2 separate regions of the Homo sapiens genome follow, and region 2 is linked to region 1. A link is a loop called in an ENCODE intact Hi-C map of the cell type or tissue named here. Cell type or tissue: GM12878. All regions are shown on one strand.

The links. A loop is a pair of places that touch in the nucleus more often than their neighbours do. Peaks named below come from ENCODE experiments on the same cell type or tissue, not always from the same donor. Only the 100,000 strongest peaks of a DNase experiment are listed, where the experiment ranks them.
Region 2: it touches region 1 in a loop (3-fold over the local background); 5 of 110 quality-filtered maps call a loop at or near these places.

What each region holds. Positions count from the first base shown.
Region 1 is chr4:93,760,740-93,768,739 of GRCh38, reverse strand. The region is part of intron 14 of GRID2 (glutamate ionotropic receptor delta type subunit 2); the gene reads right to left. Among named protein-coding and RNA genes, the nearest start is that of ATOH1, 64 kb to the left of the region's middle. In GM12878, a CTCF peak has its summit at 3,919 (motif pointing right); no DNase peak of the experiment used is centred here; H3K27me3 peaks cover 431 bases.
Region 2 is chr4:93,161,256-93,169,255 of GRCh38, reverse strand. All of the region lies in intron 4 of GRID2 (glutamate ionotropic receptor delta type subunit 2), which reads right to left. Among named protein-coding and RNA genes, the nearest start is that of ATOH1, 660 kb to the left of the region's middle. In GM12878, no CTCF peak of the experiment used is centred here; no DNase peak of the experiment used is centred here.

The DNA of each region.
Region 1 (8,000 bases):
AATGTCACCCAGCATATGCTACACACAAAGAAATTCAATTAAGAAGACCTATTATTTAACACAGTGTGAGAGGAAGCCTTGGGATAAGTTTCAAGTTGATAAAATACATCTTTTTTGGTTTTTCGCACAACTGATCTAGTTTCCCTTTTAATGCCAAAGGGGAAGTAATCTTACCTTGGAAAACAAGAAGAAAACCTGACCAGAGGCTTTCAGAAGTAGTTAAATTCAAATAGGAAAAACCCTCTTCTTTTTCTTCTGCTGCTTCTTTTTCCCCTCCCCAGAGTCTGAGGGTAGCTGCACACTGCAGCTTTTTAAAGTGTGTTTTTCATAGAGGAATTATTCTCAATTCCCAGTGCTTCTTAGGCTCTACCTGAGGCCAGCCTAGATGTGGCCCTCCTCCAGCTATGCCCTTTTTCACAGGGCAAGGAAGATCAGACCAAGGCTGTGTGCCTGTACAGAGTGTGCATCGTCCTCTGGGTTCCCTGGAATTTCCTGGCCAAACAGCTTAGTGCTCTTCCAGGGCCTGCCAGGCCTATTCCCAGGGTTGTCCTCCTGGCAGAAGATCTTACAGCCACGGGTGCACCATAGCTCTATAGGGTGGAGTTTGTAGAGTGTGGACAGAGCTCAGATGAGTGAGCTCGGGTGTATACAGCCTTGCGTAGGAGACACTTCAGCGTGCAAGTTGGAGCTGCAGGTGGAAAGAAAGGGCCCCAGAGCCCTGTGCTCCTGGGTCAGTTCAGACCTCCTGGCTAGTCACATAGAAACTTAAACCTGGCCTCCCAGGGGTCATGAAGGTATATTTGTCCAGATAAGAACATAGAATATATTATATCAAACAGGTTTTAGTTTAATGCATAATTTTTACATAATTAGACTTGGGGTATGTGAACCTATATTTGTACTCTTGCCCAAGGTCTTGGATTATTTGGGGTGAGACTGCTTACAATTTAAGAGTTCAGAGAATGGAGTTGTAGTGACCTTTTTACCTGTTTCATGTCATCCACATGGCTAGAAGAACAAGCAACATGATAAAGGGAAGAAGATTTTGTGCATTGGAAGTTGGGTCAGTGTTTAATCTGAGTTAAACTAGAGTGAGACCAGCCCTTAAGGCTCTGGTAGAGGGTTGGTCTCAGGTCCCTGTCATCTCTCCCAGACGTTCCCACAGCCTCAGCTCTGGTGCCCCGTGCTGGCAGTCCAGGACTGAGACTGTTCTGAAACCTCCCCCACAACCTGGACCTTTTCTCCTTGCTTCCTGTGAAATGTATCTGTCTAGAGTGTTGCTCTAGAAGAGTAATTAATTTGATTAATTGAATTTACTAAAATGATTATGAATATTAATGGGTTATATGTCACCCTTATTCCAGCTTCCATTCCAGAAAAAGCCATTTGCATTTCCAGAATTTCCAAAAGTGCATTTCACAGCAAACCAGTACCTACAAGACCTCTGTAAGAAAAGGGCCTTGTGGTTATTAATTCTGAGAAACACACTCTTGGGAATTTACAAAGATGTCAGCCTATTAAAGACTCTCAGAAGACCAGCAGAAAAGAAAACGGCATGATTTTGTTTAACTCAGCATTTCCCAAACTTATGACCTTCATTCCCCTTCTCTCATTTTGCTTTCCAAGTAACAGGTTTAAGAAATACACATGGGAAATAATCTCTTGATCCAAAGAAGCAACTACTTGTAGAAATTTCCAGCACTGTGTTAGGCAACACACAAAGATGTAATCATGGTATCAAAATTACTTTCCTGGCCTATTCATGAATATCATTTAAATGATGTTGGTATTGCTCGTCGATAGGTGTAAAGCTTCAGTTATGCAAGAGGGAAAAGTTCTTGAAAACTACTGTACAACATTGTAACTATAGTTAGCAATACTGTATTGTACATTAAAAATTTTCATAGAATAGCACCCATGTTAAGAATTCTTACCATAATAATAAAAAATAATGGCACATCCCTTATGTATTTGCCCACCTAAAGGCTCTAGGTAGTCAGAGCACCATTGATTACCTTGGAGGAAAAATGTAGTCATCTTTGAACAAATAATTCTTTTTAAATTTGAGTTTATAAGTACTTGTAGATATAAAAGGCAACTACAGCAACATTTGCTTAATGAGAATACATCTGGGCACAAAATGAGATCCTGTTATCCTGCTCTCCTATTTGCATCACACCATATTGGTCAGTAGCCTTGTGATACGGTTTGGCTCCGTGTCCCCACACAAATCTCACCTTGTAATAATCTCCACGTGTCAAGTGCAGGACAGGTGGAGATAATTGAATCATGGGGGTGGTTTCCCTCATGCCGTTCTTGTGATAGTGAGTCTCACGAGATCTGATGGTTTTATAAGGGGCTTCCCCTTTGCTCAGCACTCATTCTCTCTCCCGCTGCCTTGTGAAGAGGTGCCTTCCACCATGATTGTAAGTTTCCTGAGGCCTCCCCAGCCATGGGGAACTGTGAGTCAATTAAACTTCTTTCTTTATAAACTACCCAGTCTTGGGTATTTCTTCATAGCAGTGAGAGAACGAACTAATACACTGTGAAAGTGTAAGAATTTTCCTTCATAGCACTTATCATCATTTATAATTACTTGATCAGTCTGTTCCATTTTCGAGAGTGTGTACTCATCCTCCATATTGCCTCCTACAGAGCAGGTGCATATTTATTGATGGAATATACTCAACACAGTTTTGGTAAATGAATCCTAAACTCTGATATCAGATCCTATTCTTTTTTCTTACGATTGATGCTGTTTTCTAATTTATTCCATTCCTGTTTTATTCATCTATCCATTTAATAAACAGTTGAAGAATGACTTCATTCCAGACATTTCCTTGGGTACAAAATTTATTCTAAACCACGACTGCACATTCCACCGGAGAGGCTTGAGTGACACTGTGAAGCCATTTTTTTAATGCCCTCAATTCATGTTCATTTATTCCTTCCTTCATTCAGGAACTTAATTACTGCCTACACTTTCTTCTCAGTGGTATTTGGGGCCCTTGCATTTCATTTTATTTAATTTTGTCTCCTTATTCTTTCTAAACTTGGAAAATATTTTGACTTTAGAAATCATTATTGAAATATATATATATGCCTCATATATATATATATATATATATATAATACCTCACCTATTTAAATTCTAATAGGAATTAAAAGCCTTAAACCCAAAAAAAATCATTTAATTGCAGAATTTTTAGGTTCAGCCAGCTGAGCGATAGGAGATCATCGAGGGGAAAGAAGGAAGCACCCTCTCTAGGTGCTTCAAGTACGAATATGCCACAAAAATCTCTTTGTATTGTTTATTTTATGCTCACGGCAGCACAAGTGGCTGGGGCATTGCAGGGAGATTTCATCTTTGGGGATGTACAGAGAAATTGGACCATCTGACCCCTCAGTCACCCCTGACAACAGATTCCAGGAATACAGGCTGGCATGGGCTACAAGTGTTGGAAGGGAATGAAAGTGTTCTCTAAGTCCAGAGTTCTGTCATAACATTTTGCTACAAAATCTAGTGTTCCTGGAAATTCCATCAGAATGGTCTCACTATGGCCTCCTTTTTATGATTTAACAAAAACCCAATTTAAAGATTATGTAAAGCAAGTGTGGTAAAATATAATGCACTGCCTGGAAGATGAATAGGATGAATTCTTATAATAAGCAAAGAGATATGTTCCCTTCAATCTTCCCAAAGCACTGGCCCTTTTAAATTGAACTTGAAAATCTAAAGAATTGTACCTTGTAATTATAAGCAACAATAATGTGTATGTATGTGTGCGAGTGTGTGTGTGTGCGCGTATGTATGACAATGCAAAAATTGAGTTGCAAAATTCTTAATAAACACAAGAAAAACTTTTGAGTTTATGGAACAATAATGTTCTGTTTGGCGTGCAATTTCCACAAGATGGCAGTATTTGCTCATAGAGAGCAAAGAGTTACTGTGGTTATTGTTAATCTATGGGATTGAAGTGCTGAAGTATAGACTTTGTGGGGCTGTAAATACTTAAACTATTAGAAATAAGTTTAGCTATTAGACTGTGATGAACTAACGGCTAAAATCTCTTTTTGGAGTATAGTCAGAAAAATTCCTGCTATTTTTACACCATGGTGATGCATAACAACACTTACTTTTGAGGGTCATTGTGGTGTGAATTAATAAGACCACACGTGACGATCTCAGTGAGCAAGATGCATGAAAAGCTCATTACCTGGCACGCGGAAGGCTATTGCAACTCTAAAGCTAGACTTATTATTGTCACATGTATCACTATTGTTCTTTCTTTGGACCTGTTCCGGTACATACTTCTTAATGGAGAATTACATGCCCATATGATCAATGAATGATTGATTCACTGACACGGACATCTCATTTCCTTTTTTTCATCCAAAATATTAAAACATTTGTGATCCCATTGAACAGAAAAATTTTAGAAGTCCATAAAACTTAATTGCAATTTGAAAATTGCACTGATTTCTTTATTGGTATAAATGAGGAAATTTCAGGGGAAGGGAGTAGAGGAATCAAAAGATCCTTCTTTCATATTAAAATTAAAGAAATCCAACAGGTTTAGGCATTCATCTTGAAGAGCCTTTTTAGCCTCATTTGTGTTTGAGACTCACACTAATTTTTGATCCCTTACCATTTTTAGTCACTACTCTAGGAAATGATTTTCAAATTAATTTATTTGTTACAAAACAGGTTGCTGAAAGTTGGACGCAAATTTCTAATCCCACATAGGTCACTCTGATTTTGTCCTTAAATACCATCGCTGTCAATAAGTTCCTCTCAAACTTTTCTGGAATCATGGCCCATAGGTGAATTCCTACTGAACCAAACTAAAAAAGTTACTGGTTACTGGTTACCTAAGAAAAATGACACCTGCCTTTTTAGTCATTTCTACTAGGAAATTAGAATGGGAAAGGTTGCAGACATTATTGCTTCCCCGTCTGTTTCTCCTCCCCCATTTTATGGATGAAGACGCTAAGTAATCCGGCATAATGATTCCCTAGATTTTTCACATGGAACACACAATCTCACTGCTGTAGAGTTTAAATGACTTTTTAAGTTGCTCACACAGATAATAAATAGTTGAATTGGGCTTAGAACTCAGGTCTGCCTTCCAGCACATTTCTCTCCATTATCTCACACAGCTTCTAATATGTAAGTATGCAGAGAAAAGCTATCTTCTTTAGTTTCAGAGATTTCTTAAACCCTGAGTAAACGTCTCATCAATATGTTTCCTCTAAACCAAACAATATAATTATAGTGTGATAGCAAATGTATTCATGCTACAATTTGGGTATGCAGAGAAAATGTAGCTTTTCTCTATAACTTAATTGATCTTAGGAGGACTGTGCCTACTGAGCAGTGGGGAAAAAACTAAATTTAGCCCAATATGATTTAAAATTTAATCTCATCTAATAATTTAACATGTCTCTAGCTTTAGCTCAATCTACTTGAGAGAATTACTCAATTCTTCCCATTTCTTCTCTTTTCCCTTACTCTTTTTCAAAATGGTATCAGGATTTATGGAGGACAGCATTATATCCCTGAAATTAGGGATTTAGGGGAAAGGTGGTGGCTGGTCTCTTGCAGGTCCTTGAATTCGCTTTGGCAGCTCTCCTTTGAGGTGGGATGGGCTTGGGTTCAGTTTTAGAGATTAATAGGTGACTGCTGCTAAAGTCTGCAAAGGCTATAGGTGCTAAAAGTTGGCTAATGTAGGGCTTATGGGCTCCTCCCTGCTGACTCAGCCTCCTTTGGTTTGTTGGGGTGCTCTACATCCTTCTGAGCCTCTGCCATTTTCTTTATCCAGCCCCTGATGATTCTGTAGCCCTCCAGATGGTATGATGACCTCACCTTGTTATTCACTGTGGAGGGGCCCAAGGCAGGTCCATATGCTCTAACCCCGCATGCGAGGCACAGGAAAGAAAGGGAGGCCTGGGAATGATTATTGAACCTGTGCTTTTTCCTGACCCTGCTGCTCTGCATTCTTAATGATCTGAGGTCTTCTCTGTTGTTAAAGAGCCTGGTGTGCCCTGGGAACTCCCCCAGAGACCCTAAAGGGAAGAGAAGCATTAGGTCTTCTACCCTTGTTGTGCCTTTCAATCTATCTAATGTCTTCTTGCCTTTCTCTTCTCCTGACCTCTGTTAGAATCCTCTGGTCAGAAGAAGTAAGGCTTCCTTTCCTCTCCTGAATATCCTTCTTACACCCTAGGTCTTCAAGCTTCTTGTCCTGTCATAGTGAAAGATAATTATAGCTATGTAACGCCAGAAACTCTATGATACAAGACCTTTTGGTACTTCTTCAATTTGGAAGTATTGAGGCAATTTGGGGGTAGAAATTCGTGAGGATAAAATAACCATTTTAATATTTCAAAAATATTTTATCAGTACCTACTTATGAGTTTTATGTAACCAAAATTAAAAAGATATTTAGGAGAGAGTCCCATTACTCAATACTGTTTAATGTCAGTTATCACTGAGAAAGAAATTTTGAAATTTCTGAAAAAAAGTTATTTTTTTCACACACTGAATAAATCTATTTTGGCTCATAATATCCACATTATTAAATTCATTTTCTGGGTTTTCACAAAATTTTCCTCTCCATGGTTACTGAGAAAGTATTAATAATAGCATGCAGATGATTTTCAGAAAAAACTTTAGCTCAATAGGTTTTTCATTCATTCATCAATTTTTTCATCCTAGCTTTGGAAAACGTAGGTAATCTTGCATCGAAGCAGAAGCACTTCTCAAAGATTAAGATTTAAACAATTAAGCATAGTGGCACTTTGATTGGCATATCTAATATTACAATTTGCATATCAGAGTTGTAAAAATCAATTCTATCAACTTCCTGTGAATCAATCATCAATCGATTATTTTTCTTAAGCAAAATCTCTTAGTGATCAGTTGGTAACATTAAGTGCAACAAATATTTATTGATAGCATCTAATACCTCAGTAATATCAAATAGTGTAAGGGAAACTATTAGGAGCTATTTCCTTTGTTTAAATTGAACTTTTAACTATTTCTTCTAGCTAGTTGAGCCAAATGGCAGTTGCTTAATTTCAATCCACCAAGAGTTTCTATCATATAGGTTAATAGTACTTCATGGTATTTCAAATAAATTCATAACTATCATCTTTTAGACTAGAGGTCAGCAAGCTTTTCTTGTTAAGGGTCAGATAGCCAATATTTTAGACTTTGTGGCCCATATGGTGTCCATCACAACTACTCAACTCTGCCTTTGTAGTGTGAAAGCAGCCGTAGAAAGTAAGTAAACAAGTGGGCTTTATTTGTAAAAACAGGCAAGCTGCCAGAATGACCTTCTGGCTATAGTTTCTGACTTATTTTGGAAACCTCAGAGAAAATAACTCTATAAGCCAATAAGTTCTCATTTCACTGATGAAGATATTGAAGTTGAGGTGGCTTAAGTGATATAGCAAGTCCAATCATTGGAAAGTATGAGTCCGTTTTAGAACCAGAGATGGTGACTCCTATTCCAGTGCTCTTTCAATAGTGTATTAATATGTATTAACATGTAGTAATATCTGTTATGACATGTGCATCTTTAAATGAGTACAGAGTGATCATGTGTTGAGTCCACATTTCACCACGCTGAGAGAGAATTTCACATATGCACTGTATATGAACAATGGCCACATAATCCTTCAAGTGAATTTTGAATTTCTTTGGTTTTCTGATTATATTGTAAAATATATCTGAGCATTTATTCTGAGATTGGAAGTGCCCATGTTCCAAAAGATGACTGCCTCACTTATTCAAGATGAGGTAGTATTTGTCTTCTGAGGGTTGTATTTCCTGAATCATTTTCTAGGCAATGGGAGCTTGAGCCTGAAGTCAAGGCGATATGAGCAGATATTACACTCCTAAAAAAAGAAATTCCAGGGAAGTGATTATGATTTACTAAGAACGGGTAAGACAATGAACTGAGGCAGAAAAGGTTGTGTCTCTTTTAATCAAAGATATG
Region 2 (8,000 bases), 600 kb after region 1:
TTCTGGTTTGTGTGCTCAAAAATAGGCAATAAATATTTTCTATAATTTTTACACTTAGCCTATTTTAAGTTTGTGTGTGTGTGTGTGTGTGTGTGTGTGTGTGTGTGTGTGTATTTCATTGTGTTGAAAAAAGCCACTTGGAAGAATAATATAACTTTCAGGGAAGGAGTGAATACATGTTCTTTTTATTCACTGTTTTTTAAAAAATAGTACTTGAGGCCACTGAATGATCCCCTAGTCATCTGAGGGAATATTTAAATAATGCTCTGTTTCTATAGTTTGAAAACTGACCTAGAACTAAGAAGGTAAATAAAATATTAACTTTTATTTTAATTGTTATCCTACCAGTGTCCTTTTGCTCAGAGCCAAATGCAGCAAGTTTCATGGGCACAAATGGACCACATTTTCAGTACTGGTGATTATAGTGAAAGTATTTTTATGCCAGAAACTGGGTTGATTTAAGAAGTAACCCTAGAAATTATATATGTAATAGCTTTCATATAAAATTTGATTCCTTAAAAAATGAGTATCTCTAGTCACGGTTCTGTTTCTCTTTTTCTGTAAGATCTTAAGTTGAAGCTAAAGACTCTGTTTTTATTTTTGCTAAGAGCAAGGAAATAGCCAAAACAGAGTCAACTCCAATTGCCCATGTTTAAATTTTAAAAGAGATGACTATTATTTATTTATATAACTAATAAATTAATTTATGGAATCCCATGATTTCTTATTAATAGTACATTCTACTTGTAGTGATATATTTTTTATCTATTTGTTCATTCTTTTGACTGGCTAACTAAATATACATATATATACACACATTTTTGAGCTGCTTTCTTGAAGTAAGACGTATAGCTAGTGAGAGAAAACTGTCCTTATCTAATGAGATTTCATCTAAAACTTTTTAATGATGCCTTTATTATGGTGAATTTGAAATATTAACAAAAGTCTTTCTTTCTCTTTCTTTCTTCCCCTTTCCTTTCCTTTCTCTTTCTTTCTTCCCCTTTCCTTTCCTTTTCTTTCCTTTCCTTTCCTTTCCTTCCCTTTTCTTTCTTTTGAGATAGAGTCTCACTCTGTTGCTCAGGCTGGAGTGCAGTGCTGCGATCTCAATCACGGCTCACCGCAAACTCTGCCTCATGGGTTCAAATGATTCTTATGCCTTAGCCTCCCAAGTGGGTGGGATTACAAGAGTGCACCACTACACCTCGCTAAGTTTTATATTTTTAGTAGAGATGGTTTCTTTTGCCATGTTGGTCAGGCTGGTCTTGAATCCATGACCTCAAGTGATGCACCTGCCTCGTTCACCCAAAGTGCTGGGAATACAGGTGTGAGCCACTGCACCCAACCATATATATGTTTATATTTATATACTCACCACCACCACCCTAAGTTACTTTGAAACAAATCTATAAAATTTTTCAGAATGCATCTCTAAAATATTAGAAATTTTAAAACATAATCCAAATACTAAAATCATACCTAGAAAAAAAATGATTTCTTAATATCATCAAGTTTTCAGTTAATGTTCAAATTTTCAAATAACTCATATATAAATTAATTTTGCAGCTCATTTGAATCAGTATCCAAATAAAGTACATGTGTTACTATGTGTTAAGTTTTTCTTTTTAGTGTATTTTAATCTATAGGCTCATCCTTCATTACTCTTTTATTTCCTTTCTTGCCATTTTCTGTTGGTGGTGGTGGTTGTGTTGCAGAGAAACCTAATATCTATTTTCAAAAAAGGAGCCTACCCAAATTTAAGCACATTCAGGGAAGAGACCTCAGGATGCAATATAGACTTTTAAAAACGATATAGAGAACTACTAAAATAACTAAGACAACAAAAACCAGGTGACTAGCATACCTTGATGGATTTGATAGTTGTTGAAGTCAAAATAAAAATTAGCACCAAGGAGCAGGCTGCTGGTTGGAATCTCTTTGGAGACAGATCTGTATCAATATAACTGTGCAACAACTGGAGCCATCAAACAAGGAATGGGGTGCCTCTAGAGTATGAATTTGTCATTGAAGCAATTCAAGAGTAACTTCAAAAAGACACAATTTCTTTTAAAATAATGAGAAACAACAATTGCTTGCTGTGTCTCAGAACAAAGCTGGAATTCAAACAATTTTTACATTCCCTTTCTGATGTTATTTACTCTTCTTGCTGTCACTTTCACTACCTCTCTTATGAAACATACAAGATTTTTACTCTCTCACCGCCACCATGCACACAACTTGCTCCCATTAACTGTAGTGGTAAGTGGATTAGTAAAATAATTGTCAATGCACTGCCTCTCTCCTGACTTAATGGACTACAAATTGAAGGCTCATTACAGAGCATCTGCTTAGTGGAGCCCAAATCATATCTAGCAACCTATGAGCTAGCACACTGGTTTAGATTCTCAAAGCAGACTCACGAGAATCAGAGACCTTACTCAGTAGTAACCTAGTACTTATTTCAAGGAGACAGACAAGAAAAGCCTCAGACCAAGCACAGAGAGAACAGACATTAAGGGTGGTTCCCCAGGTTCTTCCTTCTCATGTCTGACAAGCAGCTCTGGCCAGAAGAGATTATATCCCTGCATTATCCCTACATGAGGCTTCTGGGATTCCTCATAAAGCAGTGATTGTTAAATTCTGAAACATCTTCATTTTATACTCCAGATAGTTCTATAGTTTATGTGTGGCATTCCTTACAGATGGCCATGCCTTACCGATACAGGGTTATGTTTACTAAGTTTCATTATTCTTTGCCAGCACATCATGCTGACAGCATTGCAGAGATAAGGTCTCTTTCTCCAAATATTTTTAGTCCATTTTCCTGGATGTCCAGCTGACAAGGAGAATAGACCCAGGTCACCTGACTTCTTTTCTTTCCCACAGGTGATGTTCTCCAAATGAAGGGAGTGTAGAGAGAGCAGACCAGTGGCTATAACTCCTTCTACCCACTTTAGATGTTGGGGTTTGAGAAAATGTAAATTTTTAGCTTTAAAGTGTCAACAGCATAAGAAACACTTTAATAGATAGATACTAAAATTTTTAGCTAACAAATTACAGTCCACTACAATTTTTCATTCACTTTATCTTTACTCACGTATGTTAGTGTTTAAATGCTAGCTCCAATTCTCTCTTTCCATGTGGAAATCATGAAGACTGCAGGCTATGTGAATCCCACTCAACTTTCATTTGCTCCTTTTACCTAAAAGATACAACTAGTATTTTATAACGTAATGCCTTATAAGTGCCTATACATATGATTTAGTGCTTTAAGATAAAACACCTTTAATTTGCTAGTATTCTCCACTCCTAGTATTGTAACAATATAGATATTCAATGCAATATTGGTTGAGTATTAATAAATACAAATGACATTCCTCTAATTTTCAGTGTTTAAATTTCTGCTCCCTATTTGTGGTTCTAATAGGTGGTTTTGCGCCGTCCATCAATCTTCCAAGCTTTAAGAAGCACCTCCTGTCTGCACAGTATTTTTAATTAAAGGGAGTCCTTTTAATTATGGAATGTTCATTTATGTTAAGTTGCTACTATTGTTGATAAGACTCAGCTCTGATATGAAAAAGCAGATACTCTGAGAGAAAGAGGAGTTAGCGCAAAACTAAAACATCATGCTTCATGCCTTCTCCTTTGGGACTCTGCTCTTAGGGAAGCTCTTTTGGAAGAGTCATAACAGGCACACCAAGTTTTCCTATTCTGATTCTCTGCTGTCAACAGTTCCCTCCTTTCATTTACTCTCTCCAGTTTCACTACTGTAAGACACCTGAAAGGAAAGTCAGGGAGGTAAATGACAGAGGATTCTCATATCTCCTCTTTCCTGTGTCCCCTCTGTCTTAGATTCATTTATTCTAATCTTTAGCAATCCCACACTCTATTAATAACCTTGACTTTGGCTATATTTAGGGGCTTCTGCTCAGGCTCCTGGTCTTTTCTTCTCTTTGCAGTATGAATTTATAGAAAAGAACAACAACCTACTATGACATTGCTCTCTCTTTTTCCTTTCCTCTCCTTCCGCCAGTTGTAAGTTGCCAAGTCTGAGGACTAACAGTTGATGTGATATCTGCTTACATAATAATAACAAAATAATTTATATTTCTTTGCAATTGCTAGTATTAGGCACTGTGTTAAACCCTTTGCAGGAATTACCTCATTTAATTATCCCAACAATCCTATGAGGAAGTTATTATCTCCATCTTCCAGATGAGAATGCAGCCTTCAGAGAAACTGAAAAACTTCTCCAGGGTCTTCCTGCTAAGCAAGGATATGAACACAGGTGTGTGAAATAACAGTGCTCATACTCTGAACTCTTACGTCATAGTGCCTCTCTGGAAAGGGGCTGCAGATACGTTATTTTCCTTAACACGTCAATATCAGAGGTACGCATGAATTAGAGAACAGTAGTCAAAGCTTACTTTATTTACTCCAATTGTCACGTAAGTGTCTGTGCTCTGGCATGAAAACAAAAATCACTCACATTCTTTCCTCCCTAAGTGTTTTTCTAAAACGACATCTGAAAAATGAAAGGAAAAAAATTAAGCATATTTTGTCACTTTTCTCCCAAAGCTAGATTCCTCAAACAAGGATAACCGGTATTTTCATTTTTTTCCCCTACCATTCGTTTGATACTATTAAAAGTCAACATAGAGCCTAAAAACAGCTGACTTCTCAATAAACTTATTTCTAGACTAATTTTGGAAGGACAAAAATCAGAGAAGCATAAATTTTTAAAGGTCCTGGTTTTGTTTCTAAATTTAAAATAACTGCATGTTTTATGACTATCTCAGCTGTGTTTTAAAAAATTATTCCCAGGAATGAGCCTTGTTATATTCTGAGTTTAATTTGTCTTGTAATAAAACTTAGATGCTTTTCTGATGCCACTACTCAGTGCTGCTATCCTTACTCACTTTAGCCCGTTACATCTGCTCTTCATTCTCATGGAGAAGAAAATCAAACCAGGGTTATCTTAGTCCCAAAGTCATGCTCTTAAAATCTATTTATGTCGCTTTCTACAATTTCTGCTGAGCCATCTGTATTGTTCGGTATTTCCCTCTGTTTATTTTCTTTTCTAAATTACCTTTTTTTTCCCCCCCCGGGCTTGGTTTTTCGCCTGTCACACATCTCTCATCTAGCCAGAATACATTAAGGCCCTATTTATATACCAAGCACAGTAAAGAAAACCAAGTTCACGTGTGATGAACTTACAGTCCATGGATAAAGAGAACTAACTTAATAGGTAATTATAAGACAATGTGAAGAGGGATAGGAGTGGGGCAATTACCTAAGGAGGGATCCTGATTCCATGCTATAACTTCTGTATTAATCTAAAAATCCATATAATGTATTCTGAGTCTCCATGTTTGTCATCCCAAATTCATAACTCTTACATTCTGTCCAGTACTAGTTATGTTACAGGGGCATTTGCAGGTAGCCTTAATATTAAGCCACAGTCTACTATTTCTGCCCAAACTTATTTTCCAGACTAGTAGCCACTCCTACCAATGTTACATGACATTGTTCCTTAAGTAATTAAAATTTCATATGGTTTTACTTCTTTTTTTGGCTAAATATTTAATGACAGCCCATCATAAAAAATATACAGTCATAAGAAATGTCTATTTTGAACTACTTCTCTTTTTTTAAATTCTGCTAAATTTTTTTCTTGTTATTAAAAAAAAAAAACTGGCAAGTGCAGTGATTCACACCTGTAATCCCAGCACTTTGGAAGACTGAGGTGGGAAGATCACTTGAGCCCAGGAGTTTGAGACCAGCCTGGGCAAGATGGCAAGACCTCGTCTCTATTTAAAAGAGAGAGAGAAAATATACATGTATGTATATATATAGTGTATATATATATATATATATATATATATATATATATATATATATACACAAAAAAAAAATCAGAAGTGGAAAATAAAGGCATTTATAATCTTACTGTCTTGAGATAACCACTCTTGATATTTTGGTTTATATGCTCCATAATGTTCTTAGATTAATGCACATAAAAATTAAATCACATTGTGGGGCTGTTAAATACACATATAATTTGTATATGTATTTAAATAACACATCTTGACAGAAAAATGTTAATATTAATTCTAAGATATTTGTTTACAACAAATGTATACACACAACCTGAAAGGAATGTGTATGTTATTTACCATGGAATATTTTTGATTTTTTAAAAAAGAGGATACTTCCAAGATGTGTGTTTTAAAGTAAATGTATAAAACAGAAAGAAGCAGATTCAAAAGAGTTGCTAAAACTATTATGCTCTAGAAAATGCGGTAAGTGCTTTTATTCCTGTGTGGGCCAGCATGAATGAATACCAGCCCTTCTCTTTTCTCTTCATTTAATCTTGCACAGCATTCAATATTGTGTTTTGAGCTGTCTCATATTGCCTCTTGGGTGTTCTATTATCTTTCTTATTTGACCATGATGAAGATGGAACTCCTCATATTTCCTTCAAAATTCTTGCTTCTTTCTAATTATTGGTACAGTCATCATTCTTTCTAGGATACCCTTCTCCAGATAGCACATTTTAACATTTCAAGGAATTCTACATGTAAAATGTATGTAACAGACAAAAATGATTCCAGGTTGATGATGTACCTGTAAAATAAATTCATTAGTCCAGTTGTATAATGATAAATTATGGGTTGCTAAGCTTACAGACAAGATTTTATTAAATTATAAAGTTGTTAAAAAGGAATATACAAACACACACTGATATAAAGAAAACACAAGAAGGAAGCTACTGAGCTGAAGCACAATATTTTTATTCCTCGCTAACACAGGCCTATCCTTATTTAAATCTCAACAATTTGAAGAAACTACTATGTGGTAAGCTGACATGTTTATTATATTTTAAAGGAGCTTCTATGTCACTAATAGGCATGAAAATTGTAACTAATTTAATTCAGCGTTAATTCTTCAATAAATGTATTTGAATATATACAATTTAATTAAGCACTGTCTTCATATTCAGTGTTAATTTATGGTAACTTATTACAATTCTGATAAAATTGTTATCTGTCAGTCTGCCTAAGATTTTTTTCATTCCAGAGGATTCAGAGATCAAATTTCTAAAATTCACAAAGAATAAGGAGGGCTTTCCTCAAATGGGATGCTTTCCACTATGACAGTCCTAACATGATCATCATGAGAAAAACCTCAACTGGCCTGTTCCAAAGAAATGTTATTAGGATTTCAAGGCTTTTCTGGAAATGTTAGGGAGATCATTTTTTGGAAATATATTAGAAATTGACTAAATTGCTGCCATAGTCAAAATAAAAATTGGAATGTCTTAAAAATTAAATTCCAGCAGATTTTATGAGATAAAAAATTAGAAATAACTATAGATATTAATAAGAAAAACTTAAAGTATAAAAGAAAACATAATTGGTAAAAACTTAAAATATTTTTAACTTTAGTAAGCACAATTTACACTGCAAAAATTGCAGGAAGGGGGGAGAATTTTGCTATATTAAAAATAAAACTTATAAGGCAAACTGGAATTGGAGATGATAGTTTCAGTCACATAAAAACTATGATTTACACATTTTTAAAATTGTTATTTTTTTTACCCTGAAAATCTTAGTGTTGAGTCTGGTGCTTAATCTTCACAGTATTTCAAAATCTGGTCTAAAGACCACATGAACGATAATTATGTAGTAAGTTTGTTAAAAATATAAATTACCATGTACAGCTAATTATTTAAAAACTATTTAGGGCACAGCTGTAATAGAAAATAAGGCATTAAAAAGGATGTGGGAATTAGAAGCTCAAATTCCTTCAAATATTAATTAAGGCCTTTCCTAAGAAAGTAGTGAGATATACTCAGTTCTAAACTCCAGTAATAATGAAGAATGTGAAGAAATTCAGAAAGGTCACAGAAATGATGAGAGGCTGGAAAATTACATTTCTGCTCAAACCTCAGAAGTTAAAGGCAAAGCCATACTTCTATTGCTTGATTTCTAAGAGGTCAA